2 separate regions of the Homo sapiens genome follow, and region 2 is linked to region 1. The links are chromatin contacts, found by Hi-C or POLR2A ChIA-PET in ENCODE. All regions are on one chromosome and are shown on one strand. The core of a region is the stretch at or near the end of the contact, and the rest is flanking DNA. Distances in the headings are between cores, read along the strand shown. Region 1 has its middle 32 kb from the start of CHST15. Region 2 overlaps ADAM12 (ADAM metallopeptidase domain 12).

The links. A loop is a pair of places that touch in the nucleus more often than their neighbours do. ChIA-PET counts read pairs that join two places held with the same protein, here RNA polymerase II (POLR2A).
Region 2: a loop to region 1 is called in a map of posterior vena cava, with 24 times the contacts of the local background. The contact joins two enhancer-like sites. A Hi-C loop is called at or near these places in 1 of 168 maps with a recorded cell type or tissue (posterior vena cava). POLR2A ChIA-PET finds 5 or more read pairs at or near these places in 1 of 52 experiments (naive thymus-derived CD4-positive, alpha-beta T cell).

Annotation. Positions count from the first base shown.
Region 1 is chr10:124,122,626-124,128,632 of GRCh38, reverse strand. No RefSeq gene overlaps it. Among named protein-coding and RNA genes, the nearest start is that of CHST15, 32 kb to the right of the region's middle. Within about 2 kb of position 4,417, at least 2 of the 41 ENCODE cell types and tissues checked have a DNase peak (open chromatin) inside an H3K27ac peak, as active enhancers do.
Region 2 is chr10:126,251,992-126,258,709 of GRCh38, reverse strand. All of the region lies in intron 3 of ADAM12 (ADAM metallopeptidase domain 12), which reads left to right. Among named protein-coding and RNA genes, the nearest start is that of ADAM12, 130 kb to the left of the region's middle. Within about 2 kb of position 5,374, at least 4 of the 41 ENCODE cell types and tissues checked have a DNase peak (open chromatin) inside an H3K27ac peak, as active enhancers do.

The DNA of each region.
Region 1 (6,007 bases), core at 3,168-5,667:
CAAGGCTGCAGCTGAATCCCAACACCAGAGCCTGGCCAGGTGAGGGGGCAGGAATGGCAGCTGTGGCCATGTTTTCAGAAGCCCCTCTGTACCCACAGCAAGGAAAAAAACAAGATGAGGGCCTGGGGTGGGCTGACCAGCCAGTGAGTGCTAACAGGAGGAGCGGCTGGGAGGCTGATGGCTGTGGAATCTTCCAGGGGCCGCTCAGGGTTGAGTGGATGGGGGGTTGGGGAGGGATGATCCTTCCTAGGCCAGAGCGGCTGGAGGGGGTGGGGTGGGGTTGGAGGCCCCGGTGAGCATGGACTGCAGACTGAATAAACAGTTCATTTCTGTAGGCAGCTGCGCCACCCCTCCCCCAGGGTCCCACTGCTGCTCAGGGGGCCTCCTGGGTGAGGCCCAGGTAGGGTGAGGCAAGCCCGGTCTTGCCCACGGGGTCATCACAGGGGCTGCCGCCTACTCCAAAGGAAACCCTGATGGCCGGGGCTTGTCTAAGGAGATTCAGGTTCCCTGGGGCCAGGGTCCCTCAGGTCTCTCAGGGACCAGGGGAGGCTGCAGGGCTGGTGATGCCCCAGGGGGCCAGGCCACTCCCCGCCAGCAGGAGGGCCTGCTTAGAAGGGGTGCCTGGTAGGACCCTGGTAGGAGGGACCCATGGACAGCAGGGTTAACAGATCCCTGGGCCGCTCACTGAGCACCTGTGCTGGACTTGCTGCACCAACCGTGGGCTTGACCCAGTTCATTTCTCCCTCCCAGTCTCCTGGTCTACAAGCCAGAAACCGAGACTCACTCACGTTCTGATCTGGTGCGTCTGGAAGCCTGCACCCCCTTGGTTGGGCCAACTGCCCCTGTTGTCATCCTCTCGATGATGTCCTGAGCATCGGATCTGGAAAACTCTTCTAGGCTTATCCAGTGCAACCCGTGAAGGGTGCATGAGAAAACTGAAGCCCAAGGCCCCAGGGCCAGGGAGGGTCAGAACTGGGAGTGGAGGGGAAGCTGCCTTCCCGACACCCTGACCCAGGCAGTGAGCTTCCTTTAGAGTTGATCTTCCTTTAGAGTTGAGGCCAGCACCTCATGCAGTGGGGACGGAGGAACTGCCAGGGCTCTGTGGAAGACCCAAGGCCCGGGGCCCAGGAGAAGGGCTGCCCGTAGGTCTAGAGGATCCAACAGCTCAGAGGCACACTGGCGTTCCTGATAAAGAAACCTCAGCTCTGAGGTGCCAATTACGAACATTTAGACAAAATGCCAGCTTAAGTTCTCCCCACCGTCAGGCAGGGTTGGCAGAGAGCTAGACCACGGGCCCAGTACAACCAGGAGGCAGAGAGCTAGACCACGGGCCCAGTGCGACCGGGAAGCAGAGAGCTAGACTATAAGCCCAGTGAGACAGGGAGGTAGAGAGCTAGATCATGAGCACAGTGCGACCAGGACTGCTGCTCCCCTGCACACAAAAAGGTGCTCAGGGCATACTGGGTGAGTGGAAGGCGGTGGAGGGGACAAGCTTGGACGTCTGGTCTTGGCCTTGCATCCAGGCTGTCCTCAAATCTGCTCTCGGTCTCCAGTTCCTCATCCCTCACCAGAGGGTAGAGTGAGGCCATCTCTTGGGCTCCTTCCTCAGGCTCCAAAACCTCCCACTTCTGGTATCTGCTGCCATCCCAGAGTGCTCAGGTCTGGCGTCCTCGTGGGTGCATGGAAAAGGCATCCACAGGGACCTTGCAGGAAGGCCCAGGCCACAGGCATCACAGGGCTCCAGCCAAGAGCCCCACGTGCTCACCCTGGGGAAAAGGCTGCTGTGGAGCACGACCAGATGCATCTCTAAGTTCTGCTGCCACAAATGGGCTCTGTGCAGTAGCTGAAGAAAGGCCAGGGTTTTGTAACTGTGAGTTCAAAATGAGAATAGATTTGGTGTCTGGCAAGAATACCATATTGAGGAGTAATTTTTTTCCTGTTATAAATCCATTAGGAAATTAAAAATCTAGGCTGCGACTTTAAAATATGGAATGGAATTTTCTTCTGAGCCCCCTAGGTAAATTTTTTTCCTTGTTAAAGGCAGAAATCTAATGAATCTAAATCTTCTCATTGAGGATAATGTTCCCAGAGGCGACTGCTGTGCCTTAGCTATTCACTGACTTGCAGCTAGGATCAGATTTTCAAAAAAAGGTTAACATAAAATCTGACAATGTTTGCCCTGGGCTGGAACTGAAAGCTGAAGGGTATTAAGAAATACCTACTGTGTGGCAAGACACAATGGGTGCTGGGCCAAGGCGTGGAGAGGGGAGGGGAAGAGGGACGGGAAGACTCTGAGATACGATCAGCCCTCAGCGGCTCCCAGCTCAGTGTGGGAGGCACAGACTGGAGAGAAACAGTACAGAGATGGTTTGACGAATGAGCATATCAACCAGGACAAGTGTACAACCAGGAAAAGTTAGTGTACAACCAGGATTAGTCAGTGTACAACAAGGACAAGTTAGTGTACAACATGTGAACACCCTAACACTCCACCAATCTAGAAATCAGAATAAGCAAACCTGGACCTAGAATAAACTTGAGAAGTGGATCTGGGGCTGCAGAGAGAAGCCAAGTCGGGTTCTGCAAACCCTGGCATTTGACTGTGTGGGCAGAGCAGCTTCGGTCCTCCCTCATTATCTGTTCTTCTATGAAGGATTGAGTGGCAGCAGCAGCACCTCCATCCTCACCAACAGAGCCACCAACAGCAGCATGAACCAGAGAAAAGACCCACGGCGAGGCCCAGGGCTGAGAGCCTCACGCGCCACCTCCGATGGAGCAGGTGTCTTCATGTTAGCTCATGCCCCTAGTGGTGATCTTAAACTATCAAGAAAATTGCAGTCATCCTATTACGTGAGAATCCAAGAAATGCACAAAACATTTTATCAAGGTTTTTGATCAATGTGGTTGAATTTTAAAAACGTGTATCACTGGTCTGGGATAGTTGATTTCATTGGATGCACATTCTCCAACAATGCTGGCTGAAGTGCAAGTGTGTGTGTGTGTGATATGTGTGAGTGTATGTATGGTGTGCATTGGTGTATGTGTGAGTGTGTGTGGGTGTATGTGTGAGTGTGTGTTGGTGGATGTGTCAGTGTATGTGTGAATGTGCATGTGGGGGGAGGGGTTATATGTGTGAGTGTGTGTTGGTATGTGTGTGTGGGAGTGTGGGAGTGTGAGTGCGTGTGTGGGGGTTATATGTGTGAGTTTGTATGTTGGTGTATGTGTCAGTGTGTGGAGTGTATGTGTGACAGTATATGAGGGTGTATGTGTGAGTATATTGGTGTGTCAGTTTGTGGGGATGTGAGTGCATGTATGTGGGTGTGTTATATGTGTGAGTGTATGTGTGAGTGGATTTATGTGTATGCGGGTGTTGGTGTATGTCTCAGTGTGTGTGTGTTGGTGTGTCAGTGTGTTTGTGGGTGTGTGGGTGGGAGTGCATGTGTGGGGGAGGGGTTATATGTGTGAGTGTGTGTGTGTTGGTATATGTGTGTGTAGGAGTGTGAGTGCATGTGCGTGGGGGGTTATATATGAGTTTGTATGTTGGTGTGTGTGTGTGCATGTGTATGTTGGTGTATGTGTGTTTGTGAGTGTGTGTGTGTTGGTGCATGTGTGTGTTTGGGTATGTGTGTGTTGGAGTATGTTTGAGTTTGTGTGTGGGTGTATGTGAGTGTGTGTTGGAGTATGTGTGCGTTTGTGTGTGGGTGTATTGTGAATGTGTGTTGGTATATGTGTGAATTTGTGTGGGGATGTATGAGTGTGTTTGGGGGGCATGAGTGTGTGTGTGTAGGTGTATGACTGCATGTGGGGTGTGTGTGTGTGTGTGTGTGTATTTGCTGACTACTGAAGTGCCAAGGAGATGTCAACCATGGGCGTAAATAGTCAGGAAGGGTTTTAAAGAGAATGGGAATTTGCGATGACCTGAAAGGTGGGGAGAGTGCGTTGTAAGCAGGAAAGGCATAAACACGTGAACATACTGTTTTGACCTCCAAAATCAGTTAACAGTTTTCTCAAAATATTTTTGCATAACTTGGTTGCATCTAAGCCCTATCAACAAAAAGACATCGCCTTGGCAAACCTCCCAACAGGGCCATTGGAGGTTTAAGAATGCTACAAGGAACTTGTAGATGTAATTCCTGAACAGGGAGCTCTGTCATAGAATCTATGCAGTGCTAGGAGACCAGGTTATGGTTCCTTCTCTGCCCCTGCCTAGCTGTGTGACCTGGTACGATGATCTTTCTGGGTCTCATTTTCTGTAAAGTCTGTAAAATGAGGAAGTTTGTCTAGACACCAGAGGATCGTGATCAGAGTTTGTATCAGAACCACCTAGGATGCTTTTTCAAGATGTGCATGTCCAGACCATACACGAGATCTACTGAACCAGGACATCCGGGGTGGATCTCAGGGGACCTAAGATGTCAAAGAAGGTCCACACGTGATTTTAGTTGTGAGCCAAAGTTGGGATCCTATTGTGTTAGATAACACTGGCTCCTGTAACAAACAATGCCTCAAATCTCACTGTTCAACATGATCCAAGTTTGTTCTCATTCATGTGTCAATCCGTGCAAATGCACCAGCAGCCAGCCAGCTTCCAGGTGATGATCAGATGACCCTGCCTCCTCTGTCTTGTGTCTGTCATCTTCAGTGTCATCTTCAGCTACCTCCATGGTCTCAGTGGGGTCATCTCCATGCTGGTGAGCTGGAAGGGGAGAGAGTGTGGAACATACTATGTGGAAATGTGTCCATGGGCCAGGCCCAAAGTAGTGCACACCACCCCCACTTCTATCCCAGTCACCAGCCATTCCTACTGCACGGCTAGCTGCGGAGGGGGGTTGTCCACAGGAAGCAGGGAAATGGGTTAGGGTCACGGCTGTCAGTCTCTGCCACCAAACTAACATGAATAATTTTTTTCTTTTTGAGATGGAGTTTCGCTCTTGTTGCCCAGGCTAGAGTGCAATGGCATGATCTCGGCTCACTGCAACCTCCGCCTCCCGGGTTCAAGCGATTCTCCTGCCTCAGCTTCCCCAGTAGCTGGGATTACAGGCATGCACCACCACACCCGGCTAATTTTGTATTTTTTGGTAGAGTTGGGGTTTCTCCATGTTGGCCAGGCTGGTCTCGAAACCCCTGACCTCAGGTGATCTGCCCACCCCGGCCTCCCAAAGTGCTGGGATCATGGGTGTGAGTCACCGCACCGGGCCCATGAATAATTTCTAAGATTCTTTTTAGCTGCAAAGTTCTGGAATGTTTATCTTTTTGCTGCCACAGTCCTCACTAAGAACCTCTACAAAGAGCTAGTTTCTTTCCACCTCGCATTCGAGTGTTTATCTGTGTCATCATCCGCCCCAGATGGTGCTGTCCCTGAAGCAAGGGTTGCACCTTATTCATCATTGCTTCTGTTCCCCAAAGCACCTAGCGCAGTCTTTTGCACATATTATGAACATAATATTAACTGAGTGAGTGACTTAAATGCATGATTTAGAAAAAGTTCATTAGCCCAAGGAGGAAGGGCAGGAGGCCTGGTGTCTGCAGACACAGGATCCGTCACAGCGCTGTCTGGTACTCAACTCTAGAGCCCTCCTCAAGCCTTGGTTTCAGTAGAATTTGGCAGCAGCAGAACGGGCCTCATTAAGTTGTTGAAAGGATTAATGAGATAATGGTTGTGAAGTGCTGAGCACAACATCTGGGTGAACAACTGCATCTCCTTTCATCTTGGCATGGGCTCGTGCTACCTCGAGACAGTCTCCGCAGAGGTCATATTCACAACCGGCAGGACCGGGACTGATCAGCTCCATTTCGTATTTGCAAACGGCCTGGAAGTTTGGCATCATGGAAAATCACAACTAGGATGGTTGATACTTTATCCAGGGGGCCCAGCAGACTCTTGTGAGGTCCTGGCAGGATGAGGGACAACGTAACTGTCGCTAGAATTCCTCATATTATGCAGTGCTTTGTGGTACTCATGGATCTTTTACATTTGTTTTCCCAGTTCAGGGTTCAGAAAACATAG
Region 2 (6,718 bases), core at 4,125-6,624, 2.1 Mb before region 1:
AGTGCAAGTAAAGGCCCAGGTGGGTGAGGAGCTTGTGGCATGGAGGCTCTGGCCGAATGCCAGGGCATGGGCTGAGAGAGTAATAAAAAAGGGAGACCAAGGGGCTACCAAAGACCAGACTAGATCTGGCCAGGTTTCAGACGCCACCCTGCACCAGGGGAAGCCACTGAAGGTTGGTAAGTAGGGCATGGATGGATTGAAATGGGTGTTTTAAGAATGGCTTCCTGAATGAAACAAAAAGTATCAAGAGCAGAGGTCGGAGGCCACTGGGAGACCATTACACTGGTGGGGCGTGTGGGGCACGGGTGGGGCGTGTGGGGCACGGAGGCAGTGGGGATGAGTGAGGTGGAGGAATTTAAGAAATAATTAGGGAAAAATCCTGAATCCAGAGACATTTAGATGCAGGTGAAAGTGATAGTCTAGAAAACTGTGAGATGACTCAGACTCTAATGAGGACAAAGACAGATTGCAAATAAAAGTGTTTTTGTAAGATATGAGAGTGCAGAAAGCAATCTGAATAAACTTATGCTTACATTATTTTAAATGTGTGCCTGAATTGGCCAATTAAATATTGTCAGTAGACAGTGGATTGTTCCCCACTGTGTCCCTAGCATATTATTCTATGCTTGATATATAGCAGGAGGTGAAAATTGAATATAAATATAGGGACACAGATATAAAATGGCCAAAAATCCTTTTGGTATCTTCTCATTGTGAAAATTGAGAGGCCAATTCTATTTGAGGTTGCCAAATAGAGTAGGCACCTATCTTACTAGTTATTTCCAGGCATGGTGCCTGTAAAGACACCACCGTTGTCCAGAAATCCATGACCTCTGGTTAGGAACTCACCTGCTTCTAAGTGCCTGGAGTCATTTGCGCTGCTGAGCCTTTCCTGAGCCCTTGGCAAGGCTGACTGGTTTTATAATTCTAACCTCTGCTTTTATATATTCTTATCTTTATCTTTGTTCTTACCTCTATAAAATGAGGATGGTTATATTTCCTTGCCCATCTCCACGGTTGATGGATGCAAGTTATTTCATGAAGCGATTGTAGTATTTTATCTGCGATGTAAATTTTTATGCGATTGTGTGACAGGTCATATTTCCCCATTTTCCTTTATAGTTGTGGATAGAGTTTTATTTAAAGAGTCAATAAAATGTTTTTCTTTTAAATACAGCGTAGAAATGCATGACCACTTTCGTGCACCTGAGAAAGTTGGTGAAAAGAATAGATTATCACATGCTTGAGAAGTTCCTCTTTGTTCTAAGTTGTATTGAGTCAGATCGAGTTCCTTTGCTAAACTCAGTGCAATTCCTGCATTCTCTCAGCAGCGAAGAGGCCATCTCAATACAAATGGAACATTTTGATCGCAGAACAGAAGACCATGTGCACGTTCCAGGGCTACTTAGGTGTTTTGGTGAGGATTGGGCATACCTGGTGTCTGGGCTTTAGGACATCACTGCCTGACATCATTCCTTCCCGGTACTGTCTTTGGAGGGTAACTGTGTGTGTCATTGTGTTTTGCAGAGCACATGTAGGGTTAGGTGGTTGCTGTCAAGTGAAAGGGAATCCAGGCTGGCAGTACACATACAGGTGGTGTCAGTGTTCAGGGAGGAAGGGGCTGAGAGTGGGCACTGCAGGCCTTATGCAGGATGCAGAAGTGGACTGGGGAGCCCCCAGGTGGCCAGTGGGTGGGCTACTGCTAAGAGTGGATGGTCAAATGCTCTGCAAAATATGAAAAGCTGCAAAACCACAGAAGTCCCTCCATCATCATCATCATCATCATCATTATTATTATTATTCCCATCCAAAGGTGCAGGAACAGTATTTCTTAGGAATATATATGCAATATAGTACTTAAAGAACCAGCCTTTGCAATGTTGGTGTTAATATAAAAGAGATTTCTGGATAAACCTACTATCTCCCCATCCTCTAGGGCTCCTATCTCATCTGTCTCCATTCTTTTGAAGCCCTCCAGAGTGATTCAGGGAAAATTTTCTCCAGTTCCTCTGCTTTTTAGTTGGTATAGTCTCTGCTTCTCTGCACTGGGCTATTGTCCAGATAAATGAAGTAGACTCCTGGATTTGTAGACTTTCTAAGTGGAAGTAGATGGAAGTGAGGATGTCTGCTGGAAGGTAAGCTCCTGAAGGCCCCAGGGCTGAATCCCCACCTCCCAGACCAGAGTCTGACACACAGCGACGGCTCAAGGTAGTAGAACCTCTATCAATGCAGAGGGAATGAAGGGACCTCAGAGATCACTGTGGCCACGTCACCCATTTTACAGATGGAGACTGGAAGAGCAGGGAGGTTTAGACACTTGCCCAAGATCCCGTAGTTGTTGGTAGAGTTAGAAACTAAAACAAAGGGTCCAGGTCATAAACCCAGAGTTGTTTCCTAATACATTGGCCTTCTACTGTTACAGAGCCATAGGACTCTGCATTCATGTTTACCCATTCATTCACAAACTAAGCGTTCATTCATACAATGTGATTGGTAGATCTTAGACCAATGGCTTTCGTTCTGCTTGGACATTAGAATCACCTGGAGCAAAAACCAAAGTTGCCAGGTAGGGGGGTGATTTGATTTACTTTTACCTGGACATAAGTATTTTTCTTAAGTGTCCCAGGTGATCTGCAGAAGCAACAGGGTTGAGCACCACCGTGGCAGACTTGGCTGGTCCTAACTACCAGCCGTGGTGGGCGAGTGAAGATATTCCTTTGGCTGGGTGGTAAGTGCCCTGACGAGATGCCCATGGGCACCCACCTCCTTCCCTGCACCGTTCCTGATGCCGAAGGCCCTTGGACAGCCTGCACTAGCTGGATCTGGCTCCGGTAGAGGCGAGGGAAGGATAACACCATAATGACCAGGCGTGTGCCTCGGCTGTCTGCTGCCTCTGTGCAGACATCTCTGAGACTAGCTGCAATGGGGCCAGTTAGCTTTGCCATCCCCCCTTCAGAGTATCATTCAGTTGTCCTGGAGACAACCCTCATGGAGCCAGGTGCTTTGTTGGGGATTCAAAGAAAGGTAAGACGAAGTCCCCATCAGGAGGGACCCTCCGTGGGCAGGAGGAAGTGTGTTTTGATATTAGTATAAAGCGAGGTTGTACTATTTTGTTTAATGCTAGGATTTAAAAATCAGTTTTCCTGGAAACCTTTGCTGTTTGCTTTTTACAAAATTTAATAGTATGGCCATGATGACATCATCAATGTTTAAACTGCCTTATTGGACCCTCCTAGTCCTCCTGCCATGAAGGGGCTGCGTTCTAAGGGTGAGTGTGTGAGGTGGAGCCGTGGGGAGGAAGCTGGGACTGAATGCGAACGAGAGCTGGACTCGGGACACCATCTGAGATTGCCACACACCTGAGGCTTCTTTTTGAGGTACAAAAGGAGCAGTTTCTTACTTCCCAAAGTAAGTCAAAACCTGAGTCTGTTCAGTTCTCAGGCCTCACAAACTTTCATTGAGTGTAGCAAAAGGAAGACAGGAAGAAACCTGTACTTATCACCACCTGACATCAGCCTGAGTGCCAGCTGGCCGGCGACACCACTGGGAGCTGGGACTGCTAGTGTGGAACCCACAGAGGGTGGCATTGCAGGACAAGTCAGCAGATGGGCTCACGACAGGAATGCCCCAAAGCTGTCCAAGCTGACCCCACTTCGGGTGCAGGAAAGCCGTGCTCCGAGGGTGGCCCCTGTCCAAATGCCACCGGGGGCTGGTGACCGGGGCGAACTATGGCCAGAACATGAGACTTCTGTGGTTTGTAAAGGGGGACTGATGTCAGGGAAGAGAGATGGTGCCCTAATTGTCTTAATTATGGTTTATGTCAAGAGAGATGACGTTTTAATGGTTCTAATGACAGTTCCAGGCTGTCAGTACACTCTTAAGTCCTATTGTCTTGAAGCAATTTCTGAACAGGTGAAGAAACCCCTGCAAAACAGAGGGGCCTCCCCAGCGATGGCGACTGTTGCACAGTTCAGAGGAGGCCTGGGAGCATGTGAGCAGAGCGGTCAGTGGCCTTTGTCCTCACTACGGTGGTGGCTCCATGGATGCTCTGGATCCTAGGGAAGGAAGGAAGGAAGAACAGCAGTTCAGGAGGGCCAAGGAAAGGGCCTCCCGCCTGGACCGGGTGTGGAATTGACGCTGAGTAACACACCTGTGCAGGTGGACTCTGTGAGCAAGGCAAGAGGAGATGAGGAGAGCATCCGCAGGGGAAGAGGCCAAGACTGCATCCTGAGAAGGAAGTGTTGTCAGTTGCTCTTGCTGGGGTGAAGCTGACCAGACCGCAGGTTCTTCCTGGAGCCAGTGACAATGCCGACAGCTGACACAGAGGGAGCACATGACTTGCGCTTGGCATTTTCACCTGCATTATCTTGTTTATTCCTCACATCAACCCTATAAGGTATGTGCCATTACTGTCCTTGTCTTCCAGCCAAGGAAACTGAGGCACAGCCCTATCAAATGACTCCCACCAGGTCACGCAGCTGATAGGTGCCAGAGCTGGCTGCAGACCCAGGGAGGCTGCCTGCAGACCCCAAGCTACAAACCTGTTCTAATGGCTGAGAGCTGAACACACCTCCGGAGCCTCCCAAGGGAAAGGAAGGGATGAGCTGGGAAGATGGACAGTGCTGCCCAGGAGGGGACTGGGGAAGGGTAGCAGAGGGGCCATAGGACCTTGGAGGATGGCCACTGAATGGCTCTGACTGAAGATAGCACTGGGCTGGGTGAGCCGGCAGAGACATAGCGCCCTGGAAGTCTGGCCTTCAGCATCCTGTGCTGTAATTGCTCAACTCCAGGTACAGGATGGGGCATGGCAGGCCTGCCAGTGAAGAGAAACGGGGAGGGCTTAGGGCTCACCTCACTCATCCTTGAGGCTTCTCTCATGGAGCCTGTGCCAGCTCAGGCCAGGCAAGAACCGCATCTCATTCCCTGCTTATCCCAGGCTCTGCCCTGGTCCCTACAAGCCCTCTGGGAGGAAGAGTGGGACAGTATGAGGAGGAGAGCAGAAGCCCTCCCCCCACCCAACCCACAAAGATCTGCTCAAGCAAAGTGAGTCCAGGAGCTGTCAGAGGAGCAGGGTTTTCTCTGGGGGGTGGGTGTTCCCCCTCTTAGCCCAAGCTCTGCCACACGAGAAGCAGATGTCTTGTTCTAATCTTCAAGTGGGATGATTCGTGGACACTGCCATTAGCTAGTTTTCTTAACATGAAGAGACAGCTGCTTAGTGGCTATTTCTATGTGGGCTGAGCTCATTCAGTAGAGCAGCTTTCCCCTCTGGAGAACAAGAGAATGATAAGCGAGCATAAATCATGCTAAAAGGAACGACTCCTCATCATGAGTCATTAGGACACATGCCACATTGGCGAGCAGATGAAAAACCTTTGATGAAGACCAGTTGTAAAAGCACAAGCTAATGCTGGAGAAATGCATCATGGTGACTTGAAAGTGTAATATATGCATGCTCACGCTTTCGGTCTTAAAAAAAAAAATTGCAGTAAATGTCAAGAGTGGTCAGAAACCATTTCCTGTGCTGGACCCTGCAGGGAGAGGTTCAGGGAAGGGTGGGTTTGGAAGAATACTTCAAATCAGTGAGTGCTAAGCATATTTTGGCACAGTCCTTCTGGAATGGCATCAGGAATGTGAACCACAGTCCTAAACAGGTATGTCCTGTTATGTGACAGTAGCTATAATAGAACGTCACTTCAGGGTTTCGAGAGCACATATCAGAGCATGGTTGAAAAATCATCCAGAGAAATTCCAAAGAAGACCATGAAGTTGCAAGTGCCACCTTTGTCCCTTTCTACAAGGAGCAGGAGGCAGTATGCCAGGGCTAAGGCATCAGCTCTGCACCCAGGCAACCTGCTCAGTGTCCCTGTTCTACCACTTCATAGCTGTGTGACTGTGGTGGTTAATTTAGGTGTCAACTTGACTGGGTTAACAGACACCGAGAAAGCGGGTAAAGCATTATGTATGGATGTATCCATGAGGAGGGTGTTTCTGGAAGAGATCAGCATTTGAATTGGTGAACTGAGTAAGAAAGATCCCCCGTAACCCAATGTGGGTGGGCACCATCCAGTCAGTTGAGGGCCTGGATAGAACAAAAATAGAGGAAAAGTGAATTTGCCCACTTTCTCTTCTGGAGCTGGGACACTCATCTTCTCCTGCCCTTGGTTGAACATCAGAACTCCAGGTCTCCAGCCTTTAGACTCTGGCCTCCCAGGTCCTCAGACCTTTGGCCTTAGACAGAGTTACATCATCAGCTCCCTTGGTGTTCGGGCCTTTGAACTTGGACTGAGATATGCCACCAACTTCCCCAGTTTTCCAGCTTGCAGACAGCGTATCATGGGCCTTCTTATTCTTCATAACTGCATGAGCCAATTCCCATAATTAATCCTCTCCCATCCATCCATCCATCCCATCCATTCCATCCATCTATCTAATCCATTCTCCAATACATCCATCCCATCCATCAGTCCAATCCATCCATCTAATCCATCCATCCATCTAATCCATCCATCTCATCCATCCCATCCATTGAGTCCATCCATCATCCATCCATCCCATCCATCCACCCATCCATCCTGTCCATCCATCCATCCATCCCATCCATCCATCCAATCCATCCCATCCATCTAATCCATTCATCCCATCCATCATCCATCTCATCCATCCATCCAATCTATCCATCCCACCCAATCCATCCATCCATTTATCCATCCCATCCATC